Regions from separate parts of the Mus musculus genome. Here regions 2 and 3 are each linked to region 1. The links are chromatin loops, found by intact Hi-C in ENCODE. Cell type or tissue: gastrocnemius. All regions are shown on one strand. Region 1 holds the start of Nsfl1c (NSFL1 (p97) cofactor (p47)). Region 2 holds the start of Psmf1 (proteasome (prosome, macropain) inhibitor subunit 1). Region 3 holds the start of Apmap (adipocyte plasma membrane associated protein).

The links. A loop is a pair of places that touch in the nucleus more often than their neighbours do. Peaks named below come from ENCODE experiments on the same cell type or tissue, not always from the same donor. Only the 100,000 strongest peaks of a DNase experiment are listed, where the experiment ranks them.
Region 2: a loop joins it to region 1, with 13 times the contacts of the local background. A loop is called at or near these places in 19 of 42 quality-filtered maps.
Region 3: it touches region 1 in a loop (4-fold over the local background); 2 of 42 quality-filtered maps call a loop at or near these places.

The regions. Positions count from the first base shown.
Region 1 is chr2:151,490,995-151,498,994 of GRCm38, forward strand. It overlaps Nsfl1c (NSFL1 (p97) cofactor (p47)), which reads left to right and starts at 3,188. Exons shown (of 10, transcript NM_198326.3): 1 at 3,188-3,418; 2 at 5,590-5,687. The coding sequence starts at 3,314. In gastrocnemius, a CTCF peak has its summit at 3,137 (motif pointing right); DNase peaks (open chromatin) are centred at 3,205 and 3,688; H3K4me3 peaks cover 1,899 bases; H3K27ac peaks cover 928 bases.
Region 2 is chr2:151,737,582-151,745,581 of GRCm38, forward strand. Psmf1 (proteasome (prosome, macropain) inhibitor subunit 1) reads right to left here and starts at 3,729. Exons shown (of 7, transcript NM_212446.2): 1 at 3,430-3,729. The coding sequence starts at 3,558. In gastrocnemius, a CTCF peak has its summit at 3,734; DNase peaks (open chromatin) are centred at 1,683 and 3,748; H3K4me3 peaks cover 2,216 bases; H3K27ac peaks cover 1,442 bases.
Region 3 is chr2:150,606,141-150,614,140 of GRCm38, forward strand. It overlaps Apmap (adipocyte plasma membrane associated protein), which reads right to left and starts at 2,427. Exons shown (of 9, transcript NM_027977.3): 1 at 2,248-2,427. The coding sequence starts at 2,339. In gastrocnemius, a CTCF peak has its summit at 3,229 (motif pointing right); DNase peaks (open chromatin) are centred at 1,887, 2,458 and 3,234; H3K4me3 peaks cover 2,047 bases; H3K27ac peaks cover 1,506 bases.

The DNA.
Region 1 (8,000 bases):
CTTCTCCACTGCTATCTCTGGCTATACCAGACACAGGAGACACTGTGACAAAAAGCTGGAGTATGTGTGGCTAACCTCAGGATGGACTGTTCTACTATCGGGAGAGACTCAGAGCAGGCATACCCACTGCAGGTGGCACTTCAGGATGACTGTGCCCCACAGCTGACAATACCTTAGGATGGATAGGTCACCCTGGTGACTATTATTAACTCCAAGTACGGCACCTCTGGGTAGGCACGCCCCACTGAATACAAGACCCTGGAATAGACCCCAAAACTGTGAAAATAAAGTCTGCCTCCTTACACTGTTTCTCTCCGGCACTTGTTGCAACAACTGATGCTATAACTTTCTCTCCTCCATCCCCCATTTCCCCTCCTCCTCTCCCCTCGAATCCCATAGTTGGTGTGGAGTTCATTGCCATTTTGGGAAGGACATTACCCCCGCTGGTGGCTTCCTCTTCCCAAGGTGGCTGAGGGAATTACATAAAATGACACTGGGATTTGTCACTCCAATGATGTCAATGTTTGTTATGTCTTCTGAGATAGGAGGGAGATAGGAGGAAGGGCTGGAAATTCTGCCCTTCAGACTCTATACTAGGTCCCCTCTATTTTGTAAGCCTGACTGTGACTTTTGTATAGTGCTTCTAGCTGGTGTTCTTCACAGGCAGCCACAGAGCCCGCCGTGTGTGTGTGTGTGTGTGTGTGTGTGTGTGTGTGTGTGTGTGTGTGTGTGTGTGTGTGTAGGTTTCTCTGTAGATCCCTGACTATCCTGGAACTCACTCTGCAGATCAGAGTGGCCTCAGACTCAGAGATCCACTTGTCTCTGCCTTCCAAATGTTGAAATTAGAGATACACACCACTGCCAACCAGCACTCCCCCCATCATTCTTTAGGATATATCCTTCTACCTTTAACAGGTGACCTGACACTATTTCAGTGGAAACATTTGCAGTCACCTGCCCTCAGCTGACAGAATCTGCTCAGTGACTCCCTTGCCTGTACTTTCACAGAAGAGAGATATGCAAACTTTTAAAACAAACCCTCCCGGTCTGTCTGTGATGCCCAGAACCTCCTTCCAGCAAGGTAGCAAATAGCCAGTAAGTGCAAACTGACCTGGAATGAGAGTACTGAAATAGGGATGGTGTGGGTTTGGAAATCTGAAAAGCATAATGTGCACTTAAGCTGGGCTATTCGAGGAGTAGAGTGCCATGGACGCCATAGGTGGTGGTGATGATGATGATGATGGTGATGGTGATGATGGTGATATATGTGTATGTTATCCTGGAGTAATGTTGTTGTTCTGGTGGTGGTGGTGGTGGTGGTGGTGGTAGTGGTGGAGTGTGTGTGTGTGTGTGTGTGTGTGTGTGTGTGTGTGTGTGTTAGTCTGGAAGCCATGAGTATTGTGTGGAGTGCCCTGGATATTTGGGAGAACATGTGGAATGGACTAACTGGAAGCTATAGGTTCTGGGTACATTTCATACCTGAATGACAAGAAAGTCAGCTTTAAATTGAAACCAGAACTTGACCACAGGTGGAGCTGTGGGTGATGCTGTGTATATGTAGAGAGACAGCGAAGATAGAGGCTTGGTCAGTCTTTCTCCAAACTTCCAGGCTAGGACATTTGTTTAAAACTGGGATTGAAACTATAGCCTCTCCCATGACAGGCAAGGCCTCTGGCACTGGGCTGCATCCTCTGCCTTTTAGCATGGATTCACTTTCTCACCAGGTTTAGTTTTGTTTCCCAGACTGACTTTAAATATGCTCTGCAAGGTCACTCTTTCAGTCTCAGGCACCTGAGAAGCTGGGACGGCAAGGCCCAGGTTGTACTTTTCATTAGGTGTGGTCCTACTGAACCTCTGGTTTCTGTCTTTACCTGTAAAATGGGAATACTAACCTCTACCTAGCAGAGGTTTATTTTATGATGAAATAGATAATAATGTGAACACAGCACCTTCAGCAGGCTAAGGGAACCCTAATGCCCTGCACCCACAATTATTCCTATAGTCTTCTTGATAGCTGTCAGGCTGGGCAGAGGGCTGACTATGAATCGGACCAGCATCAAAAGCAGATAGGGTTCTCCTTACTGCTTCTCTGCAATGTGTTAGGTTCCAAATGGCCTCTGTGGGCCTTTTCAGTTGGTTACAGTGGGACTGATCTGCAGTTATACCAAAGGACGGTATTCACACCAATCCAGTGCTGTCGCGTTTGCAGCCATGCCCGAGGCTGGCTTAGAAGTTGGAGATGCCCCTGGCAGAGCTACTTCCTGCTCTTCATTCTCATAGTATGACTCTGTGGAACAAAAAGACTGAAAGGGGCTCTTGCATAGACCACTCCCTGTGAGATCCTCATTGTCTGATCCATGTGTTATTTCATCCATTCACTTATTCATTCATTCACACATTCATTAGTAGTGGCTTCATGCACAGTGAATGTGGCTCTGAGTCAGGCATAGGAAGAAGAGGAGAAAAACAAAGCATATAATCAGCTGACAGGAACCTCACTGAACACTCAATAAGTTCTGGTAGAATAATTGCTGGTCACCAACTTAGCAGATTGTAGGATGGTAACAGTTTAACCTTGAAAATGAGGGATAAATAGATGGACTTAGGAGGCTCCCAGCTTCACTTGTCCCCACTTTCACTTGAGGGGCAGCACTGTTGGAGAGAGAGCTCTAAACTTTCTCTGTAGGTGACACATGTCCATCTTACCTCTGCTCTGAGTCTCCTTGTCCTGGGCCAGCCTGCCAGTGGCAATGCAATGGTGATTTGCTAGATGCTGTGGAAAGTGGCAGGCTGAGACTTATACTAGTTTAAGATAGGAAACCATGGGGATGTGAGCATCGGTTAGAACTGTTAGGGTCAAAGGACATAAGCAACAAGAAGACAGGATACTTTGTTTTATCTCTGTTATTTCCACAGCCCTTGGAAGAGCATCAAGCCATAGACAGCGTAATGCTTCAAGAAGGAAATTAATGTGCAAATAAATAATTAACGAAATAAAGGGATGAGACCATGAGTAATTTCCAGGATCTGATTTCGGGACTACTTCATCCTGTGGGAAAACCAGCCCCTCCCTACTCACTTCCATCGACCTTCTACTTCAGCCATTAAGGTGAGGCTCACATAGGGGCCACCAGAGGGCGCGAGGCGGCTAGGTTTCCCACACGGAGGGCTTTTCCTGTGGCACCGCATTGGGCGGAGCCTACGAGCAGGCGCCCAGCGGCTGGACGCGGTAGAACGGCGGGCGGAACGCAGACCTGGGGTTCGGGCTGTTGCAGTGTCCGCCGGAGCGGTTTGGGAAGTGCACGGGGCGAAGATGGCGGAGGAGCGGCAGGACGCGTTGAGGGAGTTCGTGGCGGTGACTGGCACTGAGGAGGACAGGGCCCGTTTCTTCCTGGAGTCGGCTGGCTGGGACCTGCAGGTAGCGCCGCGAGGCGGGCCGCTTCGGACGGGCTGGGGAATACGGAGTGCGGCGTCGGCTCTGCGATCCCTACGCGGCCGAAGCGCACAGTCATCCCTGCGGGGCTGGGCCCTGCCTGGCCCAGGCCTCATGGTGCCTGGGGTCGCTTGCCACGCGTCACCGGCCTGGCTTGGAAGTTCATGGAGGCGGGCGGGCCCTGCTTTGCAGGGCCTCTGTTTTCCTGCGGGCTCGCAGTGTTGGCGAGACTTTGGGCGCTGCCGCAGTCCGCGTGGAGTCGTCGCCTGGGGGCGTGGCTGCCACGGCGAGTGCCTGCGGGTGGCCGGGTGGAATCGAGTGCCCTGCTTCCAGATGGAGCCCCACCGAGGTCGCGGTGGCCTTCCGATTCCGCTTCTGCAAGGATGCTGTGCTGGTGGGGGAAACCCTGCAAGGCATCAGCCCACGCCCCACTCTTGCCTAATTGCAGGGAGAAACTACCTGTGGGATTGTGGCGCACGTTTGGGGTCTCTGCACATTTCGTAGTTAACTGTAAAATGGGAATTTCTTAGGACTTACTGTCTTGTTCACTGGCATGTAGTAAATAGTCACTAAGGAATTAATTTAGAAGGCAAAGCTCCACCAGGCATAAAATGTTGCACACTTCTGATCCCTAGAGCAACACCCATCTCTTATTGCTCAGAAACACAGTAATTAATGTTAGAAAGAATTGATTGCATAAATGTCCTTGGCCAGCCTACATCTTAGGTAGATGACGATGACTAATATTTCTTGAGTACCTACAACAAGCCAGGCACTGTTCAGCATTACAGAATGTCTCATTTACATGTCTCACATTGCAGCTGAGACTTGGAGGATAAATAACTTGCTGAAGAGCTAACTACTAATTAAACAGGTAAAGACTAACCCTATCTTATGGATAAGGAATTGGACCCTCAAAGGGACACCGAATGTGCTCACTGTGTGAGCTTTCTGATGTAACCATGTCTACTGACTGTAATATTTAGCTTCCCAAACATTAGGGATCTTTATTCCTTTAACTCTTTCAGCACTCTGGAGGCAGAAGATCTCTGAGTTCGAGACCAGCCTGATCTACATAGTTCCAGGAGTAAATAGTCCCTCTTTCAAAAACATAACAAACAGAAAGATGCTCTTAAAGGCGCTGTGAAGCCTCTGTGCTGAGTGGAAATACATAAGAGAAAAGCTTCTATCCCAGTAGATCATCCGAACTGAGGCTCTTACCTGTGTGGTAACTTGACTAGCAGTGCCAGGACTTGAATGCAGGTTCTCTAAATGTCAGTTTAGTACAACTCCTACGATGGCACATGACTTCCCAGAAGCTGGTTATACTACATGAAGAATACCTTCAGACTGATTGTCCCATGACAGCTCATTTCCTCCTAGACAGTTGGTTACCTTTTAGACAGGAGGTGCCTCCTCCATCTCCGTGGGACTTCATTGTTCTGTCTTCTCTCTTTGTGTGGAGAATGTGTGATAAATCAATGCCTTCTCATTGAGTTGGCGACAGTCACAAATGACCAAAGGACTCATATGAAGGGCTTTCACATGTGTAAAGCTAAGGTGACTGCGTTAACTTTAGTGATTATCTCCTTCAGTTTTATAGGTTTGGTGGAACAGCATCCCCATTTCAAACAGGAACCGGGCTTCACAAAGAAAGGAAATGTAGCATCTGTCCCTATACTCTTCTTCCTCTTAGAACATAAGCTTGAGGGCCTGAGCATGCTGCCTGGGGTTGAACCTGACCCCACTTCTTACCTCCAGAAGCTGTCTTCATTTTGCAGTCCATTTGTGCCAGCTATAAAGTGAGACAATAATGATACTAATTACGAAATTCTGAGTAGATTAAATGAATTAATATATAGTGTACAGACGACCTGACACATGGATAAATAATAGTTGGTGGTCTTCCTTTATGTTTTTCATATTAATTTTATTTAGTATCTTTGTTTCCCTTGGTGGGTGGATTTCCCCCTGAAGTAATATATCCCCATCTTCACTTCCAGGCTAACATGTCTATTGCCTTTTCATCTAATCTTCTTTGGTTCCAGGTGTAGGAACCAAAGTATGGGTTTTGTCTTCATGTTTTTGTTCCATTGTGAGATATGTGTCAGATGAAAGCCTGGAGGGTCCCAAAGTACTCTGTCTGTGTGTTTTAGATTGCACTTGCAAGCTTTTATGAGGATGGAGGGGATGAAGACATTGTGACCATTTCACAAGCAACCCCAAGTTCAGTGTCCAGAGGCACAGCTCCTAGGTAAGGACCAACTTCAGTTGCTACATGAATGTTTCCAGAAAAGGGACTTTCCTTTCTGACTTGACAGATTATGAACCAAGAGGTTTAAAGATCAACTAAAAAGAACTGAGGGATTCAAAGGTCAACTTACAAGGGTTTTTTTGTGGCTTGGTTTGTTTGTTTGTTTGTTTGCTTGCTTGCTTCCTTGTTTTTGTTTTGAATGTGAGTGGGTGTTCTGCCTGCCTGTATGTTTATGCACTGTGGGGACCAGAAGAAGGCATTGGATTTCCTGAAACTGGAGTTAATACATGATTGTGGGCCACCATGTGGGTGCTGGGACTTGAACTGGGGCTTCTGGGAGAACATTCAATGCTCCTAACTGCCAAGCCATCTCTCTAGCCCCTACTTAAGATCTTTAAGGGCTGTGTTTATGAACTTTGGGGAGTCACTTGTCTTATTTCTGGACTAGGAGTGCCATAGTAGAGATGAGGTTAATGGCCTGTCACACTAGTAAGATGATCATGGAAATAGATACCTCTTCTGAAGTTGACACGGGGAGTTAACTAACATTTGTGTTATGCCACCTTCCCTAGACCTTTGGCCACAGTCAATCACTTTTGTGATTGGCTCATGAGGAGAATGTTGGCCTTCCCAGATTCTCTCTACAGAAGCGTCTGAGCTCCCACACTTCTTTCATACTTTTAGTCTAATTGCACTTACTCCAGGGTATATGTTGTCAGAAAATTTTGCTGGGTTTGAATTCAACTCCAGTATGTAGAAAAAATGTCTCTCTACTATGAAGTGGTAAATTCTCACAGAGGGTCTCTGAGCTTTAAACTACATTTTTTCCCTTTGAGAAACACTAACACCAAATCTCATTGGTCCTTCATGTCTTTCCCTGCCTCCCACAGAAGGGGGGGGGGGTCACAGGAAAGTGATCTTTTCAATTATTTGCAGTGAGATACTGATGAAATACTGTAATGTTATTGCCTGCGGGGTGGGTTGTAAGTATATGGGCTGCTGGCAAAGGTGGCAAATTTGTGATCCAACCTCACTTTGGGTTATTGACATGTCAGAAGTACCAAGGAGGAGAAATTGAAATGTAGCCTCTAATGCTAGTCATTTGTCCCTCCTCTCTTCTTCCACAGTCCAGAATAACCCTTAGCGCATCAAGGGTTTATTAGTGTAGGGCCAGGGAGGCTAACTACCCAGGTTCAGGCTCAGAGACTCATGACTTGCGACAGAGTATTTATCTCAGTTTCTCAGTTTTCATCACTGTCAAATGGAAATTGTAATAGTGTCTGCTACTTAGCAGAGTCAGTGAATTAACCCAAGCCAGGCGTGGTGGCACACACTTTTAACCCTAGCACTTGGAAAGAAGGTGAGTTCAAGGCCAGCCTGATCTATATAGGACAGCCCCAGCTATGCAAAGAGACCTTGACTCAAAAGCAAAAAGCCAGACCTCAGAGCACACTTCCTTTAATCCCAGCACTGCCTAGGCAGAAGCAGGTAGAGCTCTGCCACCCTGTCTCAAAAACAAACAAACAAACAACCCAACTTTATGTAGTACTTAGAGCATAATATGTTGCCTACTATGACTGACACTGTACCCTGCCTCATTCCACAACTGGCAGGTGGGTGTGGGTGGGTGGATGTGAGAGAGAGAGAGAAAGAGAGAGAGAGAGAGAGACTGAGAATCTGTGTGTTTTACAATAACAGTAAAGAACAAGGAGCTACAGCTTAACATCAGCATTAAACGTGAAAGGAATGTAAGACTGGCCAGGAGTTGAGGCCTCTTAGCCTTTCTTACTGTTTTGCTTAAGCCCTAGCTTTGACTGTGGGCTTCTGTGAAGGACAAAAGAGGACGGAAAGGGGGTGTGGCTTTTCATTGTCTTTGTTTAGGAGGAAAATGCTGACTGGATTTTCTCAGAAGAAACTAAACTGTACTAGCATCCCAAAGGAATTTGGTGGTAGTCAGGGAGCAGCTGCTCTCCAGCCTTTGACCTAGCTGTTACAGGACACTTAGCCTGCTGCTGACTGACCCCTGTTCACCTGTCATCTACCTTTCATGTTGTCTCTGACGCCAAGTGAGAACAGTCACTCTAGAATGGAGCATTTAGTGTGGAGCCCTGGAGCTTCCAGGAGGAGTCTGTAGAAAGGGATAGTGGAATGTCTTTAGATTAAAATTACTGTAGGTACAGGTTTAACTATACTTTGGCAGGTATCTTCTGGCAAGAGAGTCTATTAGATTCCCATAAGAAGAATCTAATAAGGTGTTTTGCATAATTTACTGTGGGAGGAAGTCTTAAGCTCAATATAAACCATTATCATTGC
Region 2 (8,000 bases), 250 kb after region 1:
AAACAAACTCAAGCAACCAGGACATTCCCTTTCACACATTAAAATATGAGAATAATCTCAAGTCATAGTGAAAACAAGCAGGGCCTTTCAGGTAGGAAATAAAGTTCTTAAGCAGGACCACTAAAGCAAACACAATGCCACTTGTGAGGCCACCCATACCCTAGAGCTTCTGTCCAGGCACAGACACTATAGCCAAAAGGAACAAATGACAAGAATTAATAACCAGACCAAGGCAAGGTTTGGAAAACAAATAAAAAGAGCAGCTAACCGTATAAATGGTGTCTTAGTTAGGGTTTTACTGTGAACAGACACCATGACCAAGGCAAGTCTTATAAAAACAACATTAAATTGGGGCTGTCTTACAGGTTCAGAGGTCAGTCCATTATCATCAAGGTGGGAGCATGGCAGCATCTAGGCAGGCATGGCACAGGCAGAGCTGAGAGTTCTACATCTTCATCCAAAGGCTACTAGTGGAAGATTGACTTCCAGGCACCTAGGGTGAGAGTATTGAGCCCACACCCACAGTGATACACCTACTCCAACCAGGTCACACCTATTCCAACAAGGCCACACCTCCAAATGGTGCCACTCCCTGGTACAAGAATATACAAACCATCACAAATGGTGTTTGTTTTTTCAAATTTACTAGTTATCAGGGGGCAGCTAAAATAATGAGATGAGCCGGGTAGTGGTGGCACACACCTTTAATCCCAGCACTTGGGAGGCAGAGGCAGGTGGATTTCTGAGTTCAAGGCCAGCCTGGTCTACAGAGTGAGTTCCAGGACAGCCAGGGGAACACAGAGAAACCTTGTCTCAAAAAACCAAAAAAAAAAAAAAAAAAACCAGAAAAGATATATATATATATATATATTATATGAATGAAGGTCACACCCAACCACCAGCCTAAGACTTAGTTTGACTGGGCATGAGTGAACCTTCGACACTACTTCTGGGAATTCAGACTTACACAGGCCCTTTGGGAGTCCACCTAGCAGTACTTAGCTCTATGAGGTTTGTATGAGCCAAGACTCAAACGTCCTCCTAGAAGGAAGCTGTGGATACATGTGGGAGCCTGATAAGCAATGTCAACCTTCATTCCAGTGTGAGCCTGAACAGCTGAAGCCGAGGTAAAGTGCACACTATGCTGACAGTGGCACATTACACTGCAGTCAGAAGGAACACACTAGATCAAATTATAGTATTCTAGAGAAAACGTCATGTGTGTGTGTGTGTATTGGCAGTAAAGAACCAGGAGGAGGAGTAATTCTATGAAACTCTCCCCTCTGGACACATGCACAGAGCACCCATGAATACCATCTTCGTAAGAGCAAGTCACCAAAATAAGCAATATTCTGTCAGGAAGCACTAACTGGACTCTGTTGGTTATGAGTGGGGTACAGAGGGAGAAGTCACAAAGTGGGAATTTACAGGGGGAGTGGGAGGAGTTAGAAAAAGTTTATGGTCCAATACCATTTATGGAAAAACAAAAAACCCTTTAAAAAGCACACATTCAACACAAAACAGCACGACCAGAAGCTGTGTTCATGAGAGCATGGTAGGATGGGATGGGATGGGAAGGAGTGGGGCGATGGACAACACTGACAAAGGCCCACACATGAAGGACTTTACACAGCAAGTGCAGGGGAGGCCACCCCTGGTGTTTGGAAATCCTTTGCCAGAGGAGTCACAATCAAACTTGGCTAGGTGACAAGGAGACTGGTAGCCTCAGCAGAGACAGGAGAGTAAGGAGAAAACAAAACTGAAGCTAGCCACAGCCTGAGAAACCCTCTTGCCTTTCTGGGTAACTTCCTAGTGTGGTGTGGACTTCAAGGGTGACTCGGGTGTTTAAGGCAGGGCTGGCAGACCTTACCTGTGTTCAGTCAAGACCTTTGACTCTCTCCTGTCCTACATGGACAGCACTGGCCCTACCAGCAGGCGCTCTTGACTTACAGACAACCTGCTCTGCTCCCCACCTCGACACCTTCATTCCGGAGCAAGAAATAATCGCTAGGGTCAGGTAAAGCTCACAGCCTCACTGTGGTAAGGTGAAACGGATACTCCACAGAAAACAGAAGCTAGACAGGCCCAACACATCATGTGGCTGTCCTCTGCACCTTGATATAAAATATCAAGTGTCCCACAAGGCTATGGTTGGCAGATAACGAAAGCATATGTTTGTACCATGTAACTTCCTCAGATGAAGACTCAAAGGCCTGAGAGTGGCTGCGACCTATGAAAGGTTAGAGCAGGGCAGGCTGGAGATTCTTCCAGACAGACTGGTAAGGTAAAGAAAGGTAAAGCTAGCTGTCTTCTATAGACAAAATCCTGAGGCTAGAAACATTCCTTAATGGCCACTGGGCTCACCCTAGTGCCTCTGGGCTAGAATGCAACCAACCAACCAACCAACCAACCAAAACTGCACACATAAACAGGTCATTCTCTCTTTATAATCTTCAGACTCCCACAACACAATGCCAATTTTTCTAACTCGTATCTATGGCCATCTCCATGGCCCTCCACTGACCTTATCTCACACGGCTACAGAGCTCTCATGGGGAGTAGCCGTGCCCTCAATAAGGAGACCAATCAATGCCTGTTTGTTCAAGTCAACAAACATGTTCTTGAGATCAAATATTACAAGCCCAGCTCTATAGCACTGGAGGCAAAAAAGCAAAGAGAAAGTGGGCAGCATGACTCTTTAGCTGCTGAGTTGGTATTACCCAGTCAAGTGCGTGCTTTGTTCCTCTCATCACCCACAGAAGGAGGGTGGCAGGAGGCAGCTAGAGGACCAACACAAATACCTGCTGAGTCCAGCAAGCATTACTAATCTGCTGGCCACAGGCTGGAAAATAAAACTCTCTAGTAGATAAATTAACAGTTAATGGCCTCTCAATTTTTAACTAATTAATTAAAAAAAATTTTTTTTTGGCTTCTACCCTGAAAACGCATACCCATCAGCAGAGAATGGAGGCAAGGGCAGCCTGAGCCCAGAAAGTACTTCAGGAGAACGGACAGCAAGAATCAAACGCAGCATTCAAGTCTGAAATCCAAACACTGTCCCCTCGAAGAAGGGGTCCTAGAATATGGCTGAGTAGGTCAAAGTTCACTGCCACACCAGTGCTTGAATCCAGATGCTTGGAGTTGAGGGTGTAGCACGGAGTATTCTACGGCAGATGCTTTGGGTAAACTGGTGGATGAGGACCTTGAGGAAGCTACTAGCCTGTCTCAGTCAGATCCACACAACCCCGGCTGTGTCGGGGACGCCTTTACACGTCCGTTCCCGAGTTTACACGCACGCTGTGCCCGTTGTCGGCACCAGCACCAGGCGCGCTAAAGTGCGGCATCAGAAGCCTCGCTCGGGCCCTGGCTTTGGCACGGTCAGGGCAGGCCTTTGGGCCTCGGGCTGCAGACTCCCCTCCACCCGCGTACCTGGTCGCCCGTGCCCAAGGCATAGTAGCCGTTTGTCACCACTTCCCAGTGCAGGAAGCAGACGAGTGCGTCCTGCGGGCAGCTCATGGATGGAGCGGCCGACGCGAAGAGAACCTCGAGACCCGCCATGGATGTTTGCGGCTTCTGTGGGAAAGGAAGAAAAGGAGGGGACTATGCAGAAAGCCGCTCCGCCTAAGAGAAGCGGGACCGCGAGCGGCAGCGACGCCTTTTGATGCCGCCTTCGCTTTCGGCTCTGTCCGCACCTGCGCGGAAAAGTGGAAACGCGGAAACGCAGAGACGCGCACCGGAAATACTTGTTGACTTTGTGCGTGCTCCGGGCTGGAAACACCTGCACCGAACTAGAAGGTTCCACTAAGAAGCGCGCAGGCTAGGGCTTATCTTCTCAAAGCCTTTTTGCCTGCAGCAGGCGACTGCTGAGTGCCAGGCTGTTCGTTCCTGGGGAGAGACTGCCTTCTACCAACTACAGTAGACTTCTCATCTGCGAAGTGGAGTGTGTACTAGGCCGGGGGAAAATTTAGGCAATCTGTCTTAGATGTTTTCATCGTAATTTATTAGCATGCCTGCAGTACTTCTTGCCTGATAGCACTTTATTCTACATGCTAAACTTTAATGCATTTATCAAAATTTCCAGATCCAGTATTATACAGTTGGTATTGATGACAGTACTCTGCCACTACATAGATTTGGAAATCGTGTCACAATCAGCCAGTGAGCAATAGAGGTGCCCCTGGGAACTGGTAATTTGGTCTCTAGGATAGCATTTATATGTATGTTGATTGCATGCTAAATCCTGTGCCAAAACCTTTACATCCCCTCTCAACAAATTCATGGGGTATATTTTATTACCCATCCTCACTTTGCGAGTGATATAAAGAGCAGAAAGAGTGAAATGACTTCACCCAAGTAAACACAGCTTTTGACCACATCTAGAGCCCAGAGATAACTGACAAATGCTAGCCACTTGTGCCCCAATCTCCATCAAGATTTTTTTAACCACCTGTTGTTTCTCCATGTTTCTTGAAGTCCAATACTTTTTTGTAGACAAATAAATTTTGCCATGTTGGTTGGTACCATGACCCAAACCATTGTCATTTTTTTTTTCTTGGTTGCCTGGCATCAGCCTTGTATGCTACACTGGTTTCACCCTACAACCAGAGAGATTCTGTTAAAACACAGGGAAGACCATGTTCCTTAGGCCCAAGCCACACCTCAAAGGCGAAGTTCACTCTAGGTCTGTCACCCTCTCACTCCACAGGCCCTGTGCCTTTCTGATATCACCTCCAAGTGTCCTTTCATTCTCTGATCTCCTTGGCTCCAGTGACCTTGACTTCTCTCAGCTCTCATGCCTAGGTTAACATGCCACAGGTCTTGCCCTGATGGAACTTTGTAGTGTTTCTTTTTAATAGACAAAAAGCAATCCAGTATGAAATCTGTCATTTGGGGGTGCTGAGAGAGCTATACAAGGCCCACAGGAAGCCTATGTTCCAAGCAAGGATCAGGAAGGGTTTCTTGGATTAAGAAATGGCCAATTGCACAGAACTCTCATGGAAGAATAAAGAAGAAATGTTCCTGTAAAAGCATATAGCATACGTGAAGGCACCAAGGTGGGAAATGTAGCTACCCCCGTGTAACTGGAGACTCAACACTGCCCCTCTCATCTCTTCCTCATCTTTAACTACTCTCCACACCTGTCCTCAGCCTGGATGTCATGACCCCCAGGGGTTGCATAGCAGATTTCCCTCAAATTAGATATTTATATTGTGATTTATAACAGTAGCAAAATTACAGTTAGGGAGTAGCAATGAAGTGATTTTATGGTCGAGGGTCACTATAACATGAGGTACTGTATGAAAGGACCGCAGCATTAGGAAGGTTGAGAACCACTGCTCCACACTGTGCTCAAGGAGTTTGGTGGTGTGCCAAGGGGGCAGGCATGCAACAGAGAAAGCTATCAGCTCCAGAAGGGCTGAGAATTTTATCACTGAAGTAGGTTAGGCTTGCTGGTTCATGATGATAGCAAAACACAGGCTGGACTTTTGGCCAGCTTTATTAGTGCTTTTAAGGTTTTCTTTTACTCTCTCTTTTTCCTGCTGTTGTTTTATCTTTTTGTAACGAGGCCTCTTGCCTCCTAAGCCACCAGTGCTCTCACCCCGGCCCCTTGGTTCCACACTAGCTTGCATTCCCTTGATTATAGCTTGCAGCTCACACATTTCCCTTTTCTTTTATATACCATTGCCTATCTTAATGGGGCTTCCCCTAAAAGCCAATACTGAAGGTATGGTGGCTTGTGTCTGTAATCCTAGGACCTAGGGGAAGAGAATAAGGAGTTTAAGGCCAATCTCATATTGGTGATGAGTTCAAGGCCATCCTAGGCTACAGGTGATCCCATTGGGAGCTTGAGTGGCTCATTTGAGAGCTGCTCCCAGGGCCGAGCAGGAGGATTGGGCTAAAGGAGGTACCTGATAAGCCTCTGAGAGCAGTTGGAACTCACACTTGCTGGCAAGCAGTGAGGAGAGAGAGTGAAAGATCTCAGAGATGTTTCAACTCAGGACTGGGGAACTGGGATAATGTTTTGCTCTGGTAAGAGCTACTTATTAGAATTATGGAAAGCCCTCAGGTAGTGAATGACAGAATTCGGAGGAAGTGGCTCTGGTGCTTACTGGTGACTGCTGGGACAGGCAGGACATCCTACATCTGCTGTGGTCCTCCCACCTCAGCTAAGGATGATCTGTGCCTCGGAAAGTCTGCATCTCAATAGCCCATTTGGAAAAGGCATTATTAGTACATTGAAAGAACAGAGCTAAGCTATGTCTTCTGCCCTAGAAGTCTGTAAGTCCTCCAAGGGCCTGGCTGTGTTCTATTCATCCTGTCCCCAGAATCTTCCACCCATGGGAAGAAGTGAGAAGATTCTCTGGACTAAAAGTTCTCTCTGCCTCCCTTGGTCCATCTTCCCTTGTTTCTGTAGACTTACCTTCATCAGCAAGGGTCCCAGTTGGCCCTGGGAGTTCTGGGAGAAGCTGAGACAGGGAGCAGGAGGGAGAGGCTTCCCTGGCCTCCCAGGAGCCCCTGACTACCTGGGTGGAAAAGGGCCCATGCCAGATAAGGGCACAAGGTAGCAGGAAGAACTGGTAGGTGGCTGCAGCCACCAGTTCCTGGTTGCCAAGTGATAGCAATGTGCACATTCCAAGCTCTGTGCTTCCTTGGAAACTGTTAAGATAGGAACTACAGGTCAGGCAACGGGAGCAATGCAGAGGACTCCAACGAGCATCCTTTTCCTTTGGTTTCAGCTCAGAGAGCTCTCTATAAGAGATATTTTTCTTTACATCCACCCAACGGCCAACTAGAATTTAAGACTTCCCATTCCCCACACCCCCCACCCCCCGCCACTGGATGAACAACGTAATTGCCACTAAGAGCAAACAGCTTTCTTTTGAAATATTAATTTTAATATAACACTATTAGTTTTTCAAACATTGTTTTTTATTGTGGCCAGACACACAGAACAGAATTCATTTGCCATCTTAATCATTTGTAATCACACAATGCAGTGACCCCAAGGGCATTTGTATTGAGTAAGCATCACCACGCTTCAGCTCCAGGCTTTGCATTTCGCCAGACTGAAGCTCTGCTCATTAAACAATACGTTCCCACATCCTCTTCTTTCAATGGGTGGCAGCCACTATTCTTTACTTTCTTTCTGTGTGGTTGGTTTTTTTCATTTGTTTGTCTTGTTGTTTTTTTTTTTTTTTTTTTTTTTTGAAATGGGATTTCTCTGTATAGCCCTGGCTGTCCTAAACTAACTCTGTGTGTGTAGACCAGGCTGGCCTTGAACTCACAGATCCACCTCCTCTGCTTTCTGAGTGCCAGGATTAAAAGTGTGCGCCACTGCCCAGCCACTATTCTACTTTCTATCTGTATGGATTTGACTCTGTGAATGACTCTCTGTACTGGCTAGTTTTGTGTCAACTTGACACAGCTGGAGTTATCACAGAGAAAGGAGCTTCAGTTGAGGAGATGCCTCCATGAGATCCAACTGTAAGGCATTTTCTCAATTAGTGATCAAGGGGGAAAGGCCCCTTGTGGGTGGGACCATCTCTGGGCTGGTAGTCTTGGGTTCTATAAAAGAGCAGGCTGAGCAAGCCAGGGGAAGCAAGCCAGTAAGGAACATCCCTCCATGGCTCCACATCAGCTTCTGCTTCCTGACCTGCTTGAGTTCCAGTCCTGACTTCCTTTGGTGATGAACAGCAGTATGGAAGTGTAAGCTGAATAAACCCTTTCCTCCCCAACTTGCTTCTTGGTCATGATGTACGTGCAGGAATAGAAACCCTGACTAAGACACTCTGCTTCCGAGCCTCTAGGGGTTTAAACCTAGAAATAGAATTGCTGAATCGTATAACATTTTTGCTTTGGGTTACTTTAAGGTGGGGTTTTATGTATCCCAGGCTGGCCTCAAACTCATTATACATGATCCTACTATGTTCACCTCCTGAATGCTGGAATTACAGGTGTGTGCCATCACACCTAGTTTATGTGATGCTGGAGGTAGGCGT
Region 3 (8,000 bases), 880 kb before region 1:
TCAATAACCCTGTCAACGTGAATGTTGCTGTTCCTGCAAGTCAGGAAACTTTCCAAAGTATTGCAAAATGTTCCTTCCTCTATTAAAATCTGTTTTTCTTCTTTTATTCTGATAATCAATCCATTCTGAGGTGTGTCTAAGATTTTTGATACTGCAACCTCCTGTTATCATCTACAAAATTCACACTCTACTGTGCAACAATATTTAGGAAGGAAGGGAGGGAGGGAGAGAGAGAGAAAGAGAGAGAGAAATCTAGTAATGTTTTAAGTCAGTTTAAGATTTTGTGTTAGGTTTGCAAGTTTTAGCAAGTCTAAAATTTATTCTAACATTGTTTGTTTATACTTTTTTCAGATTCCATGCTTTCTTTTTCTTTAATTTTCTACACTGAAAATCAAGTCCAGGACCTTGGATGTATTAGGTAAATGTCCAACCTCTGAACTCCCAACTTTCAGATTTCTTCACAAAACTTTCCTGATTCATATTCAATCCTCTACCCTCACAGTAGTCAAGAAGATAGTTGGACAAACTATTAGAGATGACTACAAGAAAAAAAATACAGGAGAACTGCTGAAAACGACAAACAGGAATGTTATCACTGTAAGTATAGAAAGGTGGCTATAACTCACTTTAAAAGCAGCCATTTCACCGGGCGGTGGTGGTGCATGCCTTTAGTCCCAGCACTTGGGAGGCAGAGGCAGGCGAATTTCTGAGTTCGAGGCCAGCCTGGTCTACAAAGTGAGTTCCAGGACAGCCAGGGCTATACAGGGAAACCCTGTCTCAAAAAACAAAAAACAAACAAACAAACAAACAAAAAAACCCAACCATTACAGATCACTAAAGATAAAATAACAAACATGTTGACAAACAGCAAATATGTTTACAAATGGCAAAGTCAAAACAGTGTAAGCACAAATGTAAGACATTGGAAAAGATCAGATGGAAAGAGACAGTTTGGTGTCTAATTTGTAGTCATTAAGGAAGAAATCCAACAGAGAACCTTAAAAAAAAAAGATAAATATGCCCCTTTGCCTGTGGGTCACAAGTATCACAGAAGCTGTTCTAAATATCAGGCCAATCTATCAAGAGTCCCCGGGTACCCAGGCTTCAAAACACTTTTCTTCTCCAAGTGCCCAGATAGGGCTCTCCACAGCTCCACCCTTTCCTAGTTCTCCTAGTTCCTGCAGTTAGGTTTGGCCACTCCTTGCTTATCCATTAAAAGACTCACCAACCATTAGCAATTAATTAGCAATACCCACAACAAGCAGGGTGAGCAATTTGTCATAATCTACCCACATTTAGCAAGGTGAGTCCTAGTTAATGAGATCTCAAGGCTACCTAGGATGGCTGGTCTCCCTAATCAAGATCCATACTAGTTAGTACCTTCCTGTTCTTTTACAAACTCCTCTTTCCAAAGCCAAAACATGTTTGTATGTTTATCTTATTACCATTAGTCAAACCGATCATCAGAAGCAAAAACTGTCTCTCATCTAGTATGCACCACATCCCTTCATCACATTGCTGGTGACCAAAGAAATATTTCTAATATTTCTATCATATAAGTTAATTCCACAACTTTGAGGCTGATCTAGATATTCAAAGTACAAAATTCTGGTCACCAAGTTGAAAAGTCAATTTTAAATGTCTTCTAGTACGGTTTAAGGAGCATGCTTCATATGTGGGCTAATAGTGCATTTTGAAAGTCAGAAAGACTGGGGCCCAAAAAAAATTTTTCTTTTTAAGGATTTACTGTCAGTAACTACTGTCCCTATTACAAAAACCTGCAAGGCCGAATTCTCAGAAACACTGCCAACAATGTCAGTCGGTTCTCTACTCCACGCTGAGGAGTACAGACTGCGCGGCGTCAATAGATGCAGGAGGAGGACCTTCGCAGAAAGGAAACCCAGCATCTTTTCTGACTTCTCTTTAAGGAAAGTGAATAACAAGGAACGCGAAAGAATCGGCTGACGGCAGTGGTCAGGTGGCTGTCCCAGGAGTATCAGAGGTTCCAACAAGGACAAGTCGGGAAGATGCGTGCAACTAAAGAAAGGCAAAAGGCGTTGGCTCCAGCGGCTGGGTGGCAAGAAGGGACAGAAAAGGTCCACAGCAGCGTGAGGGAGGACAACCAGGTCCACGCAAGGCCTCGCCCCGCAGATTGTCCTGTCAGCCCGAACCCGGCTCCTGGGTCCAAGCCGGGATAATGAGGAGGGTTCTCTCCCGTGGGATGATCCCAGCCCAGGTCCTGCCTACCTGCCCTCCTTGACCTCCGGGACCTGGCCATCGTCCGTGACGACCTGCGGCCGCAGGGGCCGACGCTGCCGCAGCCCGTCCGCTTCGCTCATTCTGCCGCCTCTCCACTGACACCTCCAACAGCGCCTTGACACTCAGCAACGCGGGTTTCAGAACTACTCCCTGGCGCGAGGAAATGACGTAAACTTAGCGCCGGAGCTGCAATGCAGGCCCCGCCCCCTTTTGGAGATTGGCACAGCAGTAAGGCTCCACCCCCTGGCCCCAGCCTACAGCTGCAGGCAAATGGTGAGGGGGTCCCTCCCTCAGTGAGCCGAGTCTGGATAGTGAGGCTGTAGCGGGTCTTCCTCAAGTCCGAGTGCTGGGCGGTGAAGTCTGCAGTAACAAGCTTGCAAAGAGAAGATGCCACTGATTCTTAACGAAATGTGTTCAATGCAGTAATCCCCGCCTGAACTGTTATCTTTTCTGAAAAGATTCCGCTAAAGTTCAAAATGTGTCCTTTTGGTTAAGATCAGATTTTGACTGCTAGATCGTCAAGTGGTTATACAATAGACATTTGATAAATTTTCTAAAGGGAGTTACCTAAAGACAGGCCCAAGTAGAAAAGACTGCTAATAGCAAAACTTTAGGAATCATGAAGCAACCACCAGGTAGTGCTTCCACGGTATTACAGCGAGTCGGACATACTCCAGGAGGTGAAGTGAGCAGACTGCAGGCAAATCCCTCCTTTCTGGAACTAATGAGAGCCATGACTTCAATACATGTAAATTTTAATACAGTGGTGATTTTAAAGAGAGAAACTTGGTCTAGTGGAAGCATTTAGCCGGTGAAGGAATGTGGGGGTAGGATTGGAAGAGAAAGGGCGGACAGGAGAATTTCAGGCAGCAATAACCAAGTAGGGCATTGGGAAGGATCTCTAGGATATAGGTGCTGGATTTTGTACCTCACTTGGGATTTTACAGAAGCAAACATGCCATTATCTTTTCGGCACTAGATGGCGATAGAATGCCACCTCAATGTTCTTTTTCCTCTCGCTTGAGGGAAGTGGAGATTTCTTAACACAGTTCTGTAGGGATCTCAGGTTATATATAATCCAAGGCTTGGCAACATGGTACTTGATTCCATCATTGAAGACAGACATTATAAAGATAATATCGTGGGTAATTGTAACAACTGCTGTGTGGGTCTGGCGCCTACCTGGAGACCTGAATGGCTTCCCCTTCTGATTGCATGTCTCTGACTTTGTCATGTTACTCCTTGTTTCCTTGTGATACGTTTTTTTTTCTACCTCCACCTAAACCACTTTTATCATCCAGAATCCATCTCAAGAGTCATTGCTGAAAATCTCTCATTAACTCTCCAGAGTATCCCCGTCTGTGGGAGGCTCTGTGAACATTCCTGAGCTGTCACAAGTAGCCAGTTACATCCAGTGCCTGTTACATGGATTATGCGTATCCTATGCCCAGTGTGAAACACATGGGCCAAAACAACCCGGAACACACACACGAAGAATAAAAAAGAGTTGAATACACTGAACTTCCTACATAAAAGGAATTCACCAGACGACCTGTGAGCTCCTCAGTTATGGAAGACTGTTCATGAAATTCAGGGCTAAAGTTAGAAATGGTCTTGGAACGGATCGGTTAGAGTTTGTAAACTAGGAAAGTGTCTGGAAGAGCCAGTGGCCATATCTCTAAAACAAATAAGTCCACAGGGAATTGCTGGGAGATACACTCATGGCCTTATCTTGAAGCACATGAGTCTGAATAAGCTGGGGTTAGAATAGGCTGAGCTTCGATCATTTGTGTTATGCAATATGACTTAGGGGTTTTCTGTTTGCAAGTCACGGTAAAGTCCATTCTGCTTGTTGTATGTGGTCTTAGTGCTCTCTTGTCCCACATCACCCTCCAGCCCTGCAGCCAATCAGCATTACTGTCTCATTGTACCAACTGTTTGCACAAAGAGAAATGGGACTGCCATGCAAGGTTAGCTCAGGTTTCCCAACCTCAGCACTGATAACATTTGGGGCGAGATAATCCTTTGTTGTAGAGGTAAAGTGGCAGTTGTCATGAGTATAGGATATTTTGCACCACCCCTGGGGCCTTTACCCTTTAAATGTCAGTAGCACCCCACCTAGTTTAGTGCTAAAGTTAATCTGGAACACCAAAAATTTGTGAAAAATTTGGTCCTCAGCATGGGTGATACTGGAAGGTAATGGCATTTGTAAGGAGTTGGCCCTACTGGGACACTGGAGGCATGCCTTTGATGAGGGTATGGGAGTTAATCCCTTTTCTCTTTTACTTTTCCCATTTCTCCACATTGGAGTAGCAATTGCTCACCACATACCCCCACCATAATGTACCACCACAGACCCAAAGCAGCCAACTGATCATAGGTTAAAGCCTTTACAATCCTGAGTCACCGTAAACCTTCTATAAATTGATTGCCTCAGTATTTATTATAATGACAAGAGATTAGAAACAAATAATATTTTTTTAATATCTTGAAACATTGCCCAAATGTCCTGCAAGGGACAAAAGGGCCCTTGACTGGGAACCACTGGGTGAGACTACTACACATCCTGGGACTTACGATGCAGCTCACTTTCGCTGAAACGCTCGTCTACACAGACGACATTTATCACAACAAAAATGGGGCCATCCCAGCATGGAAAAAGAAGCACATGATATTATGCAGTCATCTCCCAATGTGGTAAATTAGACAAAATAGAAACAAACCTGAATTTAGTCTTAAGCTTTACCCTCTAATCCCATACTGATTCAATTCTTTATACAGATACTTCCCAAATGCCTGTCAGGTCCTAAGGGTTGTTACAAAACAAAGGTCCTCAGATGTGTCTATATTCATGGTTGTAAATGGGGAGGGAAGATAGAAAACATAGATGACTGTTATAAAGGAGTGGCACAAAGGACAGGCTAGGTATCCTGAGACCTTCAGGGAAAGCTGTGCTGACATAGGAGTAAACCAGCGGAGCATGTGCACCAACTCTGGATAAGTAAGATTCCAGATGAAGAGCTGGGAGGATAGAGAAGGGCAAGAGACAAAGTAGGAGGACTTGAGGGGTCCTGAGGTTGGTGACCAAGGGGTGATAAGCAAGGGTAGGCTTCAGGGTCCACTGATGAATGATGAACCATCTAAAGGGGACAGCAAATGACTAGAAAGTGGAAAGAAGGGCCCAGAGAGAGAACTAAATGGTTAAGCACATTTGCTCTTGTAGAGGGTCCTGGTTCAGTTTCCACCACCCACGTGGCAGTTTACAACTGTCTACAACTCCATTTCCAGGCGATCCAAAACCCTTGTCTAGCCTCTGTGGGCCCCAAGCACACATATGTGTATATACATACTTTCAGACAAAACATTTACATTAAGTGCATAAATAAGTAGTTTTTGAGTGGAATAGCAGTATTGAAAAAGACCATGTCATAGTAGGAGGCTCTGTTTTCAGGGCAGGTAGGGCAGAAGAGAGTAGGCTCAAGAATGTTGAAGAACCTATGCACAGTTGAGAGAAACAACTACAAGAGCCAGCTTAGGATGAGAGAAGGCTAGGCATGATGGTATCCTAATGTATTCCCAGCTACTCTGGATGCTGAGGCAGGAGAGTCACTGAAGCCCAGGAGTTTGAGCCCAGCTTGGACAACATAGCAAAGTCCATCTCAAACATAAATAGAAAAGGACAATTAGGAAGACTTTATTAGCTGCACAAAGGGAGACGCTATAAAACTGAGCCTAGAACAAGTAGGTTTCATGGGACTGGAAGAGGATATGAAGAAAAGAAGAAGAAGAAAACAAAGAAGGAGGAGGAGCAGGGGGGGGGAGGAAAAACTGCTGTTGCCTCCACTGCAACAAAGCTCTTCACCACTCACCAACAAACCTAACAGGACTGGCCATTGCTTTTTCCCCCAAGTTTCCCTGACAGTGCCTGAAGTTTGGCTCTTCTTTCACTGTGAAACATAAAAAATCTCAACTGTTGCTATTCTAGCCTGAAATAGTAAGGTGGCCACAGGCAATGGATCTTGCCATAAAATAAATGCAGAGGTGGGCGTCCTTTTTTAAAGGAGTGGATACCAACCTACTGCCTGCAGCAGCAGCTACTTGCCAGCTAAGGAAAATGGCCCCTGATGTCCAAGCCAGTCATTAGAGACATTTATGCTGCCCCTGAGAACATCCCATCTGACATACCAACAACCCTTTGCATGGCTTCAAATCTGGTGTTCCATGTGTTAAATTTCAAACCTGAAGGTTTGAAATACCAGAGGTTTCTATTCAACATATAAAGTTAACCTGGCCTCCAGGTTCTCCCAGCATCCCTTAGTCCCTACCTATTATACTGTATAGCTGTTATACCCTGCCCTCTACACTGAACTCTCCATCTCAGGGGCTGGGCTGCCCTTCCCCTAGAAACTTTTCCATATATAATTCAGACGTTTTGGTCACCTGCCCTTTTTTTGTATCTTTGGCTTCCTGACTGTGCACCTGATTCCCCTCTCCCTTCCACCCCCCCTCTCTCACATGGTTCAAGATCATGACAACACTAGACTCTCTCCAGCGATGCTCTCCTACACATCTATAATAAACTTCCTCCTCCACCATACCTGGGAGCAGTCATGTCCTTTCCTCTTTATTTCTATTTTTCATCCACCAAGGCCTTCCATTTCATTTGTCCCACAAGTCACTAACTACAGTTCCTGCCCAAATCCTTATTCCTGGACAGAACATCTTGTTTTACAGCATTCAGTAGGATTCTGTAGCCCTATGGGACAGGCAGTTAAAAACCCACAGAGCAGACAGGGTGCTACCAGTGTAGGCAGGGCAAGACTGGCTTCCTGAGTGATGAGTGTTCTGCCAAGTATACAGGAAAGGGACAAGCTGAAAATGGGCTGCTGAGGATAATTACTGTAATTGTCCCATTTATTCTTTCAGCCAGTCCAGCCTCAGCAGCCAGGGTCTTAGCACACTCAGTAGGTGATATCTACCAGTGGAATGGATATGTATGTTTGCTACCTGGCCAGGAAGTGAAACTTTCCAGCCCAATTGTTCTCTTAGCAATGACATTTTGTTTTTTGTTTTTTTTTTTTTACTGGCACCTCATTACTTGTGTTTAATTACACCCAGAAGCCAATTTGGTTTTGTGTTTTATGGTTTGTTTTCCACAGTGTCAGGAACCCAAGCTGTACCCCTACACTACATGCTAGGGCCCTGGAAACCATGTTCTGGTTTGGTCTGGCATGGCTTGGTTTGGCTTGGCTTGAAATAGAATCTCTCTGTGTAGCTTTGGCTATCCTGGAACTCACTATGTAGACCATGATGGTCTCAAACTCACAGAGATCTGCCTGTCATTGCCTCCTGAGTGCTAGGATTAAAAGTGTGTGCTGCTGTGCCTGGCTTAGAAACTACTTTTTAAAAGCAAGTTACCACCTGGGTTGTTGTTATTGGTGTTGTTGTTGTTATTGGTGGTGTTGTTTTTTTTTTTTATGATTACTGTCCTGGCTTTTATTTTATTACACCAATTGATTGAAATCTGTGAGATGGGAGTCTTTAACTCCCAGTGATAAAGTCCATGGTTTAGGCTAAGAAATGTCCATCTTTAGGAAAGAAAATGGTCCAAGGTGTGTTTGCTGTCTCAAACTGTCAGACATAGGAACAGAGAAAGAGAGCCGGAGGTTACTCAACTGGTGACATTTACCAAGAAAATCCCACTGCACAGCAGGAGAAGCTAGTGGTACTGGTTCTCTCAG